Regions from separate parts of the Homo sapiens genome. Here region 2 is linked to region 1. The links are chromatin loops, found by intact Hi-C in ENCODE. Cell type or tissue: PC-9. All regions are shown on one strand.

Region 1 (8,000 bases):
AAGTGCAGCAGCAGCCATGGCACTCAGGGCACCGAGATGCATTAGGGATCTGGGACTCCATTCCTAGGCAAGAGGAAACCATGAAAGGTTCTGGCACTTGGTTAATTTGCATTTCTAACAGATTCAGGGTGTTGGTGGCAAGATGCCAAGCAGGGTGATATGGTTTGACTCTGTGTCCCCACCTAAATCTCATCTTGAATTGTTCTCCCATAATTCCTATGTGTTGTGGAAGGGGCCCAGTGAGAGATAATTGAATCATGGGGGCGGTTCCTCCCATACTGTTCTCGTGGTGGTGAATAAGTCTCATGAGAGCTGATAGTTTTGTAAGCGGAAACCCCTTTCATTTGGCTCTCATTTTCTCTCTTGCCGCCGCCACATAAGAAGTGCCTTTTGCCTTCTGCCATGATTATGAGGCCTTCCCAGCCACGTGGAACTGTAAGTCCAATAAAACACTTCTTTTGTAAATTGCCCAGTCTCAGGTATGTCTTTATCAGCAGCATGAAATGGACTAATACACAGGGCGACCAGCTGGGAACCTAAACCAGTAGTTCAGGGAACAATTCTGTCTTAGCTTAAGTTCCCCAGACAGACCCAGAGACCAGGTCTTGGGAGGCAATCTCAGGAGGCATAGATAAGGGAGGAGGAAAGTGAGGCAGGGAGGAGGAAAGTGAGGCAGGGGGAAGGAAAAGCCAATACCGCCATGGGCAACTGGGGCTCTGTCCTGCTGGGGACCCACTGGGGAACTGTGTGGAACACACTGTAACGCTGACCCACAGAGGGATGCAGAAGCTGGGGCATTCAGCCCTCATGGTCAAACGCACCAGGGAGCATCAGATCCCTGAAGTGTCTGTGCTGGCTTGTTGGGCTGTGAATATCCCCCAGCATTGAAGAAAACCCTCAGATGAAGTAGAGATATACTGATACTTGAAATGGGAGGCCTTCAGGGGACAGGGGGCAGTCCACTGTGGCTACTGACAAACCCAGGCATAGGCCAAGGGTATACGGAGAGGGGCAACAATAGCGTTTGCTACAAGTAATCTTTATGTTTCATCAGAAAGTAAATAAATCAAGGCAAATGCAAATGATTTTCAAGCACTGTCAGAACTTCCTAAATTTCTCCCTTTTATGATCAAAGACAAAACTCTGCTAAACTGAAGTATGTTGCATATGTATTTTTTTGGAAAAAAATAATACCATATCACAGGGACCATGTTCAAAATATCTCACAATTTAAACAGCATGGGCACAGATCATTCAGAACAGACCTTTAAAACTCTTTTGGGGCACACATGTGTGGACCAGCTGAATAACAGCCCTATCATTCTTCTCAAAATGCTCAGAGGGTATGGTAGGGATGGAACAGGTGTGGCATTAATACAAGCACAGAATTCCCACATATGAGGCAATGCTTTGGAATCTCCAGCTGGTTCAAGCACGCACTATGCTGACAAGTAGTATGAGAAGCCTGGAGGTGATCTCAGATAAGTTTCTTCAAGCAAAACTGAATCTTCTGGCAAATTCAGTACTGATGTTGCAAATGTTAGTCCAAACAGGGATAGAGGCTCCAGTGTAGGAACACTACTGACTGCAAACACAAGTTTCCTAATCAATCTACCTCCCTGCTGTAAATAGGGAATAAAACTGTTGGTTATCCAAATTACAGTCCAAGGTCAACATGAGATTAAGGACTTGTATCTGAAGGTAAAATATTTCAGACCATTTTCATGGCTTCCAACTTGAAAACACTGCTGTAGGAGAAGCCTCCCAGCAAGGAACTACCTCATACATTTTAACAGTTCACTGTTGGCTCCCTGGTCCTGGGGTGGAGGTGCAGGGGTATAGTAGAATTTAAACACTGTCATCAGAGGTCACTGTTGTAGCAAAATTGCTGTGGCAACAGTTTAGTTACCGGAAGAAGCCTAATCAATGAAGACAAAAATTGGTGTGATACCATAGCTGCTGTCCCAACTCCATGAGGCCAATTATTTCACTGACCGTAGATATAATTTCTCCCCTTCTCTCCTCCAAAATAACTTTTATATATGGTTTGTTCTTTTCACTAACCTAAATGCAAGGTAAGGAAGGACCCAATGCTCTTGCCTTCTTCCAAACCATATTTTGCATCTCATCTTCACACTGCTTGAAGTCAGATTTGGGTTGGGCTTTCTGTGGTCCCAAGGACCACACAAGTTGATTCTGTGGCTTAAGTCCTCTCCCAGACACTGCCAACTGAAGCGGGCTTCCAACCATACCCACCTTTCCTAAAAACATCTTCTAGGAGAGAAAAACATCTTCTGGGTAAAACTTCACCAGGTATTTACCTAGCAGAATTTTTAAAAATGTCAGGTCCTATTTTCCTTCCTCTATTAACGTTTGACCATGAATTGGTCTTTTCTTCAAGAGTCTTCATCAAACTCCAATATGAATGTTTTTGACCACTTGTCAGAAGTATGCTAGGGTTTGAATGTCCAAAGTTCAATTGGAGTTGGAGGCTTAATCCCCAATGCAACAGTGTTGGGAGGTGGGGCCTAATGGGAGGTGTTTAGGTCATGAGGGCTCCACCTCATGAATGGATTAATCCTGATTGTAAAAGGAGCTTGAGGCTGTGAGTTGGATCTCCTGCCCTCTCTTGCAAGCATGCTCTGTTGCTCTTCTGCCTTTTGCCATGAGATGATACAGCAAGAAGGCCCTCGATAGCCGCAAGCCCTTCCACCTTGGACTTCTCAGCCTCTAGAACTGTAAGAGAGAAATCTCTGTTCTTTATAAATTACCCAGTCTCATATATTCTGTTACAGCAGCACAAAACAGACTAAGACAAAGTCTAGCCCTAAGGTAAAATTCACTCCTTTTTTTTTTTAACACATATTAAACACGTTGCTTTAAACTGGCCTAGTCCTGTCTTCTGACCATGTTCCTGCTCATCTGCTCCCCTACTCTGACTCCATGCTTCCAAATCAGTGGATAATTGGAAATGAACAAATTTAAAATTTAATGACAAAACATGAGTAAATGCAACAATTGGACTTGAAGCAACTAAAAGCAGGAAAACAGTCTGATGCTTCAAGTAGCCAGGACTTCAGAATTCTTGGATCTAGCATGTCTTCCTAACAGCAGTTAGGATGGTGATAATGGTGATGATGATGATGATGATAATGATAATGTTTGCTAGCACCTTATGATCTGTAAAGCACTTTCACATGTTATCTCATTTGAGCTTTTTTCAACTTTACATTATAGCTAGAACAGACACTATCCTCACTTTCATCAATGAAGAAACTGAGTCTCAGAGATGAAATGACCTGCTAATGATGAAATGACAATGCTAAGTGACTCACACAGGTAAAAGTCCAGATATAAACACAGACCTTGAGTTTCTGAATTCCATATGCTTCCCTCATAACACACAGCCTCCTCCTCCTCCTATGATAGCTTCTCATAGTGCATTTTGAACTTCTTTGTGGTTTAAATTCAGCTTCCATGTCTTTTAGATTCTTGCATTTTAGTCCTGGGTGTCTCTAAAGTTCCTGTACTCCATTAAACAACAGAGTTAAACAGGCCCTGAGTGAGGCCCATTAAGTGTGTAATGAAGACAAAATTGGATCCAAACTCAAGGTCTCAACATGGTCAGCTGGCCCCAGAGGACACAGGACTGCAAAGAGGAATTCATTTCAGGCAGATACCCATTGAGGTCTAAAGAGAGGAGGAAGTAAATATGGAAGCGGGGAAACGGTATCAGATACATTTCAAATTGAGTAAAAGTTTACTAACTAATCACAAGGCATTTCATGCTGGGAACACAAGGACAGATGGTTAGTACAGAAATAATTTAATTTGAAAAAGTTAATATAAGTTTAGAAGAAAAATGTTGGATTTACTTAATTATCAACAGTCCCCTGTTAACATGAACACACCACATATATATTTTAATGCTTTCCCATCTGTATGTCTAAAAGAGCTTATTGTTAAATCTATTAGAAAAAGGGATTTCCAACTCCCAGCTCACTAAACCCCATAGGGTGGCATTTTTAAGAGCCTGTCCCCCTACCTTACTCCATCATCCCTCAGAGAGTAGCTTCACAACAGTTTTAGAAAATGTTTAAAATGAAAAGAGTCATTTAAAGGCCACTGATGAATTCTCTGATAAGGCATACCAAAGTAGTCTCTCAATACAGATCCTTAGAAGTACAATTTAAAAAACTACAAACGTGTTGGAGTAATACCATTTCTAACAACAAAATGTTAGCACTTTCACTGATATTAACAGACTATTTAAGCCTTGCTGACAACTGAGTGCCCATCTTATTTTCCTTGTTAGAGAAGATGAAACTGAGCTCACACAGCAACTAACTAGCAGATCCAAGACCTGAACCTAATGTCCTTCCCCACAGTGCAGGCTGCTTCCTTCTATCCGAGGAAGTGCTAAAACTTCTAGCTCAGTCCATGGCATTATGTTGAATTCAAGTTAAAACTGTAGAATAGAAAATAGAATAAAACTTTTTTGCATATGCTAAAACTTTGTCTGTCTTAAATACATAAAATATTGGCATTAAATAGGAAAGAATTCAACCAATGTGGAAATTATAAAAAGCATTCGCCTTATTCATTAGAGAGCTCAGTAAGAGCCTCATCAAGCCACTCTTATTTCTACACAATTATAACATACTTGGTAGTCTGATTCCCAAGAGCACAGTATATTAGAAAAAAGAAAAACAGTCAAAGAAAGTACTAAAAGCTGGCCATGGAGCTTAGTAAGAATTGAAAGTTGACCATTAATAAATGTAAGGCAGAAGAACTCAAAAATCAGAGTAGTTGGGAAGTGTGACACCTCCACACACCTCCACAAGCGTGGGCAGTATTTCTGTGTTGTGCACAGGACAATAATTACTGCTTATGACAATGTTCCTGAGTTAAAATGGAGATGCTCATTATATTGTTTCAGGAAATAGAAGCCATTTTTAAAAGATAATACACAAAGTTGGTTAAATAAGAAAAACTCAGTTTTTAAAGGGGTATTCAAAAAACTTGACCAACTAGAATGACATGTCTTGAAGGTTCTAGACAACAATCACTAAGAGTGAACAACAAATGAATTTATCTATGTGCCATTCCCACTGTTAAAGCTTTGCGTTCACTATCTCTTGAATCCTAGCAACCAGCCTGTGAGGTAGATTGACTTTGGTATCTCCATTTTACAGAGGAGGAAACTGAGGCACAAGCAGGTTAAAGAACTTGTCAAGTCACTGGCTAGTAAGTGGAAATGCCAGGATTTGAACATAAGCTATTAACTCCAAAGCCTAAACATTGAACCAACTAGCCATATAGCTAAGTTTTAATTGTACCAGTTTTTAATTATCGTGCTTCTATACATTTCCCTTATATCCAACCAAGGAAAGCCCAGGTTTTCAAAAGTTCACTTATAAGACAGTTCTTCAAAATCTAGACTTTTTATCCTTTATTCTAGTCATTTCTTGAGCATTTCCTATATACCAGGCACTGTATTGAGCTCTGGGAATACAGAAATGAATAAAGACAGAGTAAAGAAGAAGACTGACATGTAAACAATGAATTACTATGCAATGTGTACTTATAGAAGTTCAGGAAGGTGTCAGGGAGATGCAATGCTATGCCTGCTGGTTAGGAGCCTAGAGAAGCACATTTTATAGAGCGTGAGCTCTATTGAATCTAATGATAGCTGTGAGCCCTAGGCTTCCTGAGCTCCCCAGAGCGCGGAGCACTGAGTCCACCAGAGCTCTGGGGCATCAGGGAAGTGAGGTAGACAGTGGGACCTGAGCAACATTTTATGTTTAATGATGGACTCTTTGGTTCCAGTCAGCAAGTGGGCATGTGATTCCCCCACCCCTTCAGTCTGCAGGTAAGTCGCTGTCTCAGCTAGCTGTTTGTGATGGCCACCTCATTTGCAGGCTATGCAGGTATGCTTCCCGAAAAGTGTACAGAAAAAAGCCTGTCATGCTCCATTATATAAATGGACCAACCACTACCAAAATAAAAAGGAAAAGCTTTTGTTGTACCACCCACCTTTGGTTTCCTGAACAGTCTCTTTGGGAGGCAATTCAGAGTACTTTTCCCAGAAAGCTAAGTTGCAACTTTCCTATTTTTATATACGCTTAACAAATTATACAAGTAATCCATTTTTTGGAGACAGGGTCACACTCTGTCACCCAGGCTGCAGTACAGTGGTATGATCACGGCTCACTGCAGCCTTGACCTTCTAGGTTCAAGTGATCCTCCCACCTCAGCCTCTGAGTAGCTTGGACTACAGGTGCACACCACCATACCTGGCTAATTTTTTGTGTTTTTTTGTAGAGACGGGGTCTTGCCATGTTGCCCAAGCTGGTATCAAACTACTGGACTCAAGTGATCTGCTCGTCTCGGCCTCCCAAAGTAATTCATCCTTATTGTAATAGAGATGTAATAAAATATCAAAGGTCAGAAGTACGTAGAGTAAAAAATTAAAAGTCCCGCTTCGTCACTCCACCCCAATTCCTCTCTTTGCTGCACTGTCAACGGTTTGGTATATAGTATTACATGACTTTATCTGTGTATTTATGTACATATCTAAGTATATATACAAAGCTATGGCTTTAGGTTTATTTTTTAAATGAATGGAATCATAATCATATGTATTGTCCCTGCAGCTTCCTGCTTGGGCATTAGCAGTGTGTCTTGGAGATATTTCCATAACAGTATATATAGATCTCTCAGTTTTTTAAACAGCTTATAGTATTTCAAGTTAAGCATGAATTATGATTTACTTAACTAGTCCTTTACTGATGGACATTTAGAGTTTTTCCAGTAGTTGGCTATAGCAAACAATACTACCAAAAACAGGCCCTTATATAATATCTTTATGAACATGTGCAAGCATTTCCAAAGGAGAGATATCTAGACTTAGGGGTATTTGGCCAAATGGTGTGTGCATTTAAAATTTTGATAAATACTGCCTGTCAACTGCAAAATGTAACTAATATTTGCAGCCCCACCTGCAGAGTACAAGAGTACTTGTTTCCCCACAGCTTTCCCATCACTGCATATTTATTGATTACTTCCATCACTGCCAATCTGGTGAGTGAAAAAGCATATCTAATTGTCTCCATTTACGTCTTTATGACTACTAGTGATATTTACATAATTATCGACCAAAAGAAGAAATATATTCCTTTCTTTGTGAATCGCCTATACACATTGTTGCCCATTTTTTCTAGCTAGTGGACTTTCCTTGTCAATTGATAAAATATTTTGAGTTCTTTACTTTAGCAGGGAATGTAATATATAAGACTTCTCATCCAGGTGTTGTTTCTAAATCCATCTGTCTACTTTACCTGCCTTCATTCTCCAAAAGAATAAAGTTCTGATGGCTCTCAGTGAAATATGCTGTCCCTTTCCTGAGCTTCTTCCCGACAATTTTTAACAAACTTGGATGTTTTTTTAACAGGAATAACTACAGAAATAATCACACACTGCAATCTGGACAGCTGCCATCTGCCCCAAGCTGTAGTTATAGTCCTTCCTAGAAATGAACAGACTCTCCTAGAAATAAGACTGTCACAGAGAATCCTTCTGGATACAAACTCACATGGACATCAGAATATTTTGAGGTAAGGTACAAGGTTAGAATGTGAATGGGTCCATCAACAATTGGGTGAGTGGGAAAAAGATAGAAGAGAATGATTAGGGGAGGTAACCTTGTCAATAGAAAATGTGGTCAGAAGGACCTACACAGAAATGATGGAGGAAGAATAACCACAGCATCACTTCCCCCATCTCTAGTTCCACTTTACCACCTCTCTAACCTTACGCTGTTTTTCACACCAGGTGGGTGTAGAATTAATTCATTTGAAGTGCAGATTCTAATGCAAAGAGCACAACTTAAGTAATTTGTTCTAACAAATTCAAAACCTGCCTCCCACAGCAAATTAGTAATGCTGGCTGAGTCACGGAGGGGTCACAGACAAAGTTTCTTAGAGTTTATTTGCCTCTAT
Region 2 (8,000 bases), 370 kb before region 1:
ACTCCTAGATGCACAGTGGAATCCAACAATGAATATCAAATCAATCTGCTTGATGTCCACTTGCAAATTAAAAGGACTTGGTGGTTTAGCACTCTGATGTGCACTCTAATGCATGTCTTTGAAGAACCATTTTAGTTCCCTATTTGTGTTTGTATCTGGGTCCTTTGCTACACGCCCCACTTTCTTCACTGAAACCAAAGACCTGGTGAATAGTGTATTACAGTTAATGGATTATGTGAGGTTATGGTGACTATCCTGTTGACTTCATGGTTATTTACCTGAAGTTGTTGACCTTCTACAATTGAAGTCTCATATGTATTGTTCCAGTATGATTGGGACAGAATTGAATTTTTTTCCATTTTGAGGAGCAAGCTAAGCATTTCCACAAGTCTTTCTTGTTTTCATCAGCATGCTTCCATCAACATGCTTCCACCATTGACCCTGGAGTAGTAACATGTTCTCTGGCCACTCCAGGAATTCATAGGTGTGAACTTAAGGAAGCCATTAAGACTTCACTGTGTGCCTCATAATTAACCTCATCTCAGTCCTTCAGGAAATTGACCTCAACCAAGAAAGTCATTCTCCGGGAAAAGTTTTCCAAAGTTTAAATAGTCAAAATTTGAAGTAAATATTTTCATCGTTCACATTTTCCCTCCTTTAATAAATGGCAGAGTAAGCATAAAGAAATAATAGACAAAAAAATTAAAAAAAAATTAAACGATACCTTTTTGCAGTGCTTTTTAGTTCACACAGCATAAGTAGAATTTTAACAAAAACCTATTATGATCTCAGTCTGCTAAATAAAATGTGCCTTTCAACAGCCAGCTCGAGGCTGAGCTGATGTGAGCATGGACAAGCACAAAAGCACACTGCTGGGGTATTTTAATGTCTTTGTTTGATATCTGTGAATTCAAAAGAGCTTTTAAGCCGTAAATAGAACCCTACCTTTGTCATCTTTAAAATCTCCGCATCAGGTAGGTTAGTGTTGAATGTCACATCTTTTATGTAGGTTATTGCAATTTCATCCCCATCCATCTCCATATACATTTTCCACTTACAATCCTGGAATTAAAAACAAAATTACAGAATTTGAGAAAGTGAAACAATTTTTTTTTTAGTCTCAATATTTCCTAACACATAAAATATTCTAAATGAAGTATTATTGGAGTGGCTTTTTTTTTTTTCCTTTTTCAATAAAAGGACATGAAATTAGATTCCTATGTATATCTAAATAAGCCCCAGTTAGTGCAGCCTTGAGACATAATGTATCAGTGTTAAGTGTTCTATTATAGGAGTTACAAACTCAAAATCCTGAAGGGACTAGGCAGATAATAAAAAGGAGTAAAACCAGGCAGTTTCCTTATAAAGCTTTAAGTGGCAACCTTTTAAAATAGACCCATTTAATTTACATATTAAACATTGTAGGAACATTTTCTCATTGCCACAAAGAAATGTGGGTTTTCTACCTTTCTTGAAACATAAGGCCCTCTTGATCCACCTTTAATTTTCCTAGATTGATAATGATGTGGGTTCAAGAAACTCTCACTTTCCTCTTAATACGAAAGAAAACAACAGTGCAAATGTGATGATGTATGATAACGGACAACTAGGGAGTTATGGGGTGGGTGAGGGACTCTGGGAAACCAAAGAACAGTTCCCCTAAAGGCACAGCTACTTCGTGGCTTCTGTTGATTGTTCCCATGTGGAAATATGAGCCCAGTTTTGCTAGGTCCTTTAATATTTCATGAACAGCTGAGAATTAGGATCCTTATGTAAAACTCTAGATTTTTAAACGATAGTATGTTAATTAAATTTTTAATAAAATCACCATATAATGAAAAAGTGCTTTACACCATTCGTTACCAGGAAAATGCAAATTAAATCCACAATGAGGTACCACTATACACCCATCAGAATGGCTAAGACTGATAACATCAAATGTTGGCTAAGATTTAGAGTTACTGGAACTCTCATATTAATATTAATACATTGTTGGTGGGAATGTAAATGGTACAATTGCTTCAGAAAAATTTTGGTAATTTATTATAAAACCAAATATATGCCTATTCTATGACCCAGAAATTCTACTCCTAGGTATTTACCCAAGAGAAAAGAAAAAAGACTTGTCTAGATGTGTTCTTAGCAGCTTTATCATGTTGACTAGGAAACTTGAAACTAGCCAAGTGTCCATCAAAATGAGAATGGATAAACTGTGATATATGCATAGAATGGAATACTACTTAGCAATACAAAGGAAGACATTATTGATGCATGCAACAATTTGGATCAATCTCAAAAACATTATAGTGAGTGAAAGAACCACACAGAAAAAAAGAACAACCTAATGATTCCATTTATGTGATATTCTAGAACAGACAAAACTAATTAATGGTAGAAAAATTCAGAAGGGTGCTTGCTTCAGCAGATGGGGACTTACAAGGGGTATGAGGAAACTTTCTGGGGGTAGCAGTGCTCTATTGATAGAGGTTTGGGTTACATAGGTGCATGCATTGGTCAAAACTTAGTGAATATATATATTAAATCTGTGTATTTCTCTTTTTAATTAATTTTATAGTGATTATTAAAACAATTTTTTTGAGACAGGGTCTTGCTCTGTCACCCAGGCTGGAGTATGGTAGCATGATCTCTGCTCACTGCAGTCTTGACCTCCCAAGCTCCAGCGATTCTCCCACCTCAGGCTCCTAAGTAGCTGGGACCACAAGCACGTGCCATCATGCTCAGCTAATATTTTCTTATTTTTAATTTTTTGTAGAGCTAGGGTTTCACTGTGTTGTTGCTCAAGCTGGTCTCAAATTCCTGGGCTCAAGTGATCCTCCCACTTCAGCCTCCCAAAGTGCTGGGATTACAGGTGTAAGCCACTGCACCTGAACTGCATTTCTTATTCTAGCACACTGAAATATTTAGGAGGAAGTATACTGATGTCTGCAAATTAATTTAAAATGTATCAAAAAATAAAGATTGATGGATGGCTAGAGGGAGGGGTAGATGGATAAGCCAAGTATATGTGATAAGCCAAGTATAGTAAAATGTTAGTGGTTGAATGGGGGCTAGGAGGGTTCACTGTAAAATTCTTTCAACTTTGCTGTATAAATAATTTAATAATAAAAACGTTTGGGGATAAACAAAGGAAAATAAACTCATGTCTTTGTACCAAATTTGACCCCTGGACCATAAATGCACATTCTCTCTATCTGTCTGTCTGTCTGTCTATCTATCTATCTATCTATCTATCTATCTATCTATCTATCTATCTATCTATTTTTTTAAATTTCTTTTTTAGAGTTAGTGTCTCGCTATGTTGCCCAAGATGGTCTTGAACGCTTGGCCTCAAGCAGTCCTCCCACCTCAGCCTCCCAAGTAGCTGGGATAGAGGCATGAGCCACTGCTCCTGGCTCTGTGTTTTTTGAAGAATGAAGAATCCTGAGGATTAAGGCTAATGTACCAAGCACCTCACATGCTGAAAATGCCCTCATAAATAAGAGTGGACCTGGAATGTTTCCTAGAGCAAGCTCAGACATAATTCATATGGAAAGGCATCCACAAAGAGGCTGTTGAAAGCCTGTCGGCTTCAACAGGAAGCTGGGGGTGCCTGATGTTTTCGGAAAGCCTCTAGATGAATCGCAAGCCAAGCAGGGCCCATGTCTGGCCCTCTTTGGCCAGCCACATTCACAAGACGGAAAGCCGATTAGTGAAGGAAAAGGTCCGTTCAATAAAATGAAAACCTGGTTCTTGGCTAACATAAGTCAAATTAGTTTCTCAGAATTGACAAATCTCTCAGTATTTCTTTGTTTTGGAGCCACTGCCACCCAGGCAATGTGGGTCCTGAGGTAAGTGGGCAGGATAATGACTGTTTGGTGTCATGATTGCTCTTCTCTGAAATAGCAAGAACCTCCTCAAGGCAGCAGCTGGGATAAAAAGCCTTAGAAGAGATGAGTTTACTTAGTTCAGTTTCTTTTGCCTGTCAAGTTTGGGAATTAAGTTAGTCAAAAGCACAGTCAAAAGACCTTGAACTGTGTGAAAACGCCTGAACTTCCCCTGCTTCACTCTCATCTCCTAACCAGGGAGCTCTCCCATGACTTCAAGCTAGAAATCAGACCCTCCTCTGCACACCGTCAGAACGGCTCTGTGTGAAGAAGCGGCTGACAGGAGGAGAACTCAAATTTGTGGAGTGCTTACTATGCTCTAGGCATGTTGCTGGGCACTTACACCATGCTGTTTTATTGGATATCCATCAGAACCCTGAAAGTCAGGACTATTTTCCCTTTAGACGAATGAGAAAAATGAGGCTCAGAAAGATTAAAGAACTTTCCTAGGGTTTCATGACCAATACGTGGTTGACATCAGCACAAGGCTGTGTGACTCCAAAGCTGGAGGAGATACTAATGGGGACAGACAAGCGGGAGAGGTGGCAGGTGAACCTGCTGGATGATTTTGTTGAGCTCCATAAATGGGTCCAGCCATGGACAACAGGCAGGCGGAAGAAGGACCAGAGATTTCGTTGATACAACCAAGAAAGCTAGTGGCCATCATCCTCCCTGCAGCAACTGCTTCCCTGCTCCCCAAAGTCCAACTTTTGGAGAAACACTGATACAAATAATAGGGTTAGAGACCTTTTATTTTTAAATTCTCTTTTTCCCTTCTACTAAAGAAAGGCTTTTACCTGAACCATAAAAGAAGGTAGCTACAGAAGGAATAAAACTATAATCAAGGAAGTCATAAGACAAGGAGGGCATCATTCATTTCACTAAAAAGTAGGTTCTGCTTGTTACAAAGCTGGGTAAGAGAGAAAGAGAATATGCTGCAACATGCAGTGCCCATGTAAATCATTAAGTTAATTTGACAATGGCCTGACCTAACTCCAGGTAGCTTCAGGGCATCTATGATGTCATCGTTGCCTAGTTAACAAAAGTAATCCACAAATAAAGTAATGGAATTCCTTATATTCTGCTCAGTTTCAAATTAGCCTAAGGTATCCTTAATGTTTTTGCCATCTTGTGAGTCATAAATTGTCAGTGAGGATTGTCCACAACTCTGGGATTCAAATGGTTATTGAATTGGACTGGACACACTGCAGACATTGAGATGCCATGAAACCAGTACTTAACTGATCAACCCCGGAAAAGGCTATCATTACAAATAAAATGAATTAAGTCATCAATAATATCACTAAAAATAACAATTCCACAAGTTTATGAGCCTAATATAGGATTTTACTTACATATCTGCAACCTTTTCAGTACCTTGGCTGTGGCAGGGACCAGGTAATGGGCACAGTGGACTCTGATTTTTTTTTTTTTTTTTTTTTTGAGACGAAGTCTCACTCTGTTGCCCAGGCTGGAGTGCAGTGGCACAATCTTGGCTCACTGCAAGCTCCACCCCCTAGGTTCACACCATTCTCCTGCCTCAGCCTTCAGATTCAGAGTAGCTGGGACTACAGGCGCCCGCCACCACGCCCAGCTAATTTTTTGTGTTTTTTTTTTGTATTTTTAGGAGAGATGGGGTTTCACCATGTTAGCCAGGATGGTCTCGATCTCCTAACCTCATGATCCGCCTGCCTCAGCCTCCCAAAGTGCTGGGATTACAGGCGTGAGCCACTTTGCCTGGCCTAGTGGACTCTGATTTTAAAACCATTCACTTTGACCAGGGTAAGATTTTTTTTTTTTTTTTCTGACACAGGTTCTTACTCTGTCACCCGGGCTGGAGGGCAGTGGTGCAATCTCAGCTCACTGCAGCATCAATTTCCAGGGCTCAAGCGATCTTCCCACATCAGCCTCCCAGGTAGCTGGGACCACAGGCGTGTGTCACCATGCCCGGCTAATTTCGCCTTTATTCTTTGTAGAGATGAAGTCTCACTATGTTGTCCAGGCTGGTCTGGAACTCCTGGGCTCAAGTGGTCCTCCTGCCTCAGCCTCACAAATTGCTGGGATTATAGGCATGAGCAACTGCACCTGGCCCAGGTAAACTACTGATTTTAGCTTGAGGTGAGTGATAGAAATGTGGGCACTGACTTTTGAATTAGAAATATTCAAGGGTCACTTTGAATGTCTGTGAACAACTCTCAAAAGCAAACATCTCTCTATTCTGAGGTCCTATGGGAACTGCAAAGTACTCCTTTTTCAAAACCATCTCACCCTGGTAGTCTGAAATGCTCCTGTTATTCACTCCTCTTATTAAGGTGTTGATGATTCCTATTAAAATGGAAACAGTATGGAAAAAAACCATACATTAAGTCATTACTAGTGGGACATTGTGGGGCAAGGTGGGGCAAGATCACAAGTTTAAAGTTTGATTACCTGGGCCTGAATTCCAGTTTTGTCCCTTTTCCTCCCAACCATAGCCAACTTATGTAACCTTTCTGAACCTCAGCATTCTTTACTCAGAAGTGGATTGTGGTGTCATGTGAAGATTAAGATAATGTAAATGCAGTTCCCAGCATTGTGCCAGAACCGAATTAGGAGCTCAAAAAGGAATAATTATCATTATTACCAATATGGTCACCAACACAGCTCCAATTAGCTGGTTTGTCATCTGGCAGCCATAAAAGGGAATGGGACCGAGAACAAGGTAGCTTTGATGGGCAGGAAGGTGTGAAGAGTGGGCTAGAGGAGGGACCCTGCTGGAGTGGGCAGGCTGGGTCAGCGCGTCTCACTTGGGCAGGAGTCTGGGCGTGCAGGGGGCTGTGAATCATTTGGGTACCAGGGAGTGATCAGAGATGAAAAAGAGAAGATGCAGCCAAGCAGCAACATAACAATGGCCAGTTTCATGAAATGAAGCAAAGAAGGAATAAATTCGTATCTTCTTACATAGATGGATCATATAACACCAATTCTGACCTTCCCTGCTTCCACATATCCTGATTCAGCACTACTAAGAAGCAGCACCAGATGCCTGGAGGTATTGTGTATGATTGGCAGCCAGAGAGCATTATCTTGGATGAGGAAACCAAAGCACAGAGAGATGAGGTAATTTGACTGAGGTCACACAGGTAGCAAGTGGTGGGGCACAAGTGCTTGACGGGCATTTGCAGGGAGTGCTAATTACTCTTCAGCAGGAAAAGGGAACTAGCCCAGGAGCGGAGGTGGGCACTGGGAAGTGCTTTTGCTAGGATTTCGAGTAGCAAAAAGTAGTTACCCGGAACTTTCCACTAGCTAGAAAATCTGCCTCTCAATGCAAATCTACAGGAAACAAATGGAATTTTGTTGGGGCGAGGGGAATGTGTGTGTTTGACATGAATGAAAAATACAACAATTCTGGTGGGTGCCCAGAATATGCATGTTTATCTGCTGAAATACCTGGGTAATTTTAGGAGCACGTGTGTGGCTAATGGAGGATGAGAAAGCATTCTATCTGAACTGCTTCAGGATCACCAAGTGAAAAAATTTTCTGAATTAAGACTACTGGCCAACTAAAACAGAAACTCTTACACTGTGAAGATAAAATCCTAAACGACACTCAGTTGATGCTAAATTAAGTATCTCTTTGTGAGAAATCACTATTACACTCTCTGCAAGCTGTTTAAATTTTTTTAGAGTTCCAAGCTAGTACAAGTGATGCCAAACATCACAGACAAGTGATCTCCCACAAGGAAGAAAAAAGGGAATGAAGAAAATGGGGGAAGAGGTGAGGGAATAAAAAGAAATAAGATAGAGGTAAATGTTCCAAAGAGGAAAAGAGATTAAAAGGTAGCACAAAAAACTAGAGTTTAAAGTTCTGGGCAATTCACAGACAATAATCTCAATCTCTCTCTCTCTCTCTATTTTTCCCTATCAAAATTTAATTGCATGTATCAACATTATACATAAAACCATTAAACAATCAAGACCAAGATCATTCAGGATATTTCAGAAAGAAACAGACTCCCAAAATTAGCCTTTCAGGCTTTTATAGATCACCTTTACCTGATGTTACAGACATTTAAACAATTTTAAGTGTATTTTCTTATTGAGGTATAATTTGCATATAATAAAATGCACAGATTT

What was found. Peaks named below come from ENCODE experiments on the same cell type or tissue, not always from the same donor. Only the 100,000 strongest peaks of a DNase experiment are listed, where the experiment ranks them.
Region 2: it touches region 1 in a loop (4-fold over the local background); 1 of 110 quality-filtered maps calls a loop at or near these places.

Annotation. Positions count from the first base shown.
Region 1 is chr2:172,877,958-172,885,957 of GRCh38, reverse strand. The region is part of intron 4 of RAPGEF4 (Rap guanine nucleotide exchange factor 4); the gene reads right to left. Among named protein-coding and RNA genes, the nearest start is that of RAPGEF4-AS1, 150 kb to the right of the region's middle. In PC-9, no CTCF peak of the experiment used is centred here; no DNase peak of the experiment used is centred here.
Region 2 is chr2:173,251,761-173,259,760 of GRCh38, reverse strand. It overlaps MAP3K20 (mitogen-activated protein kinase kinase kinase 20), which reads right to left. Exons shown (of 20, transcript NM_016653.3): 17 at 946-1,062. The region is part of intron 2 of MAP3K20-AS1 (MAP3K20 antisense RNA 1); the gene reads left to right. Among named protein-coding and RNA genes, the nearest start is that of MAP3K20-AS1, 26 kb to the left of the region's middle. In PC-9, no CTCF peak of the experiment used is centred here; a DNase peak (open chromatin) is centred at 4,950.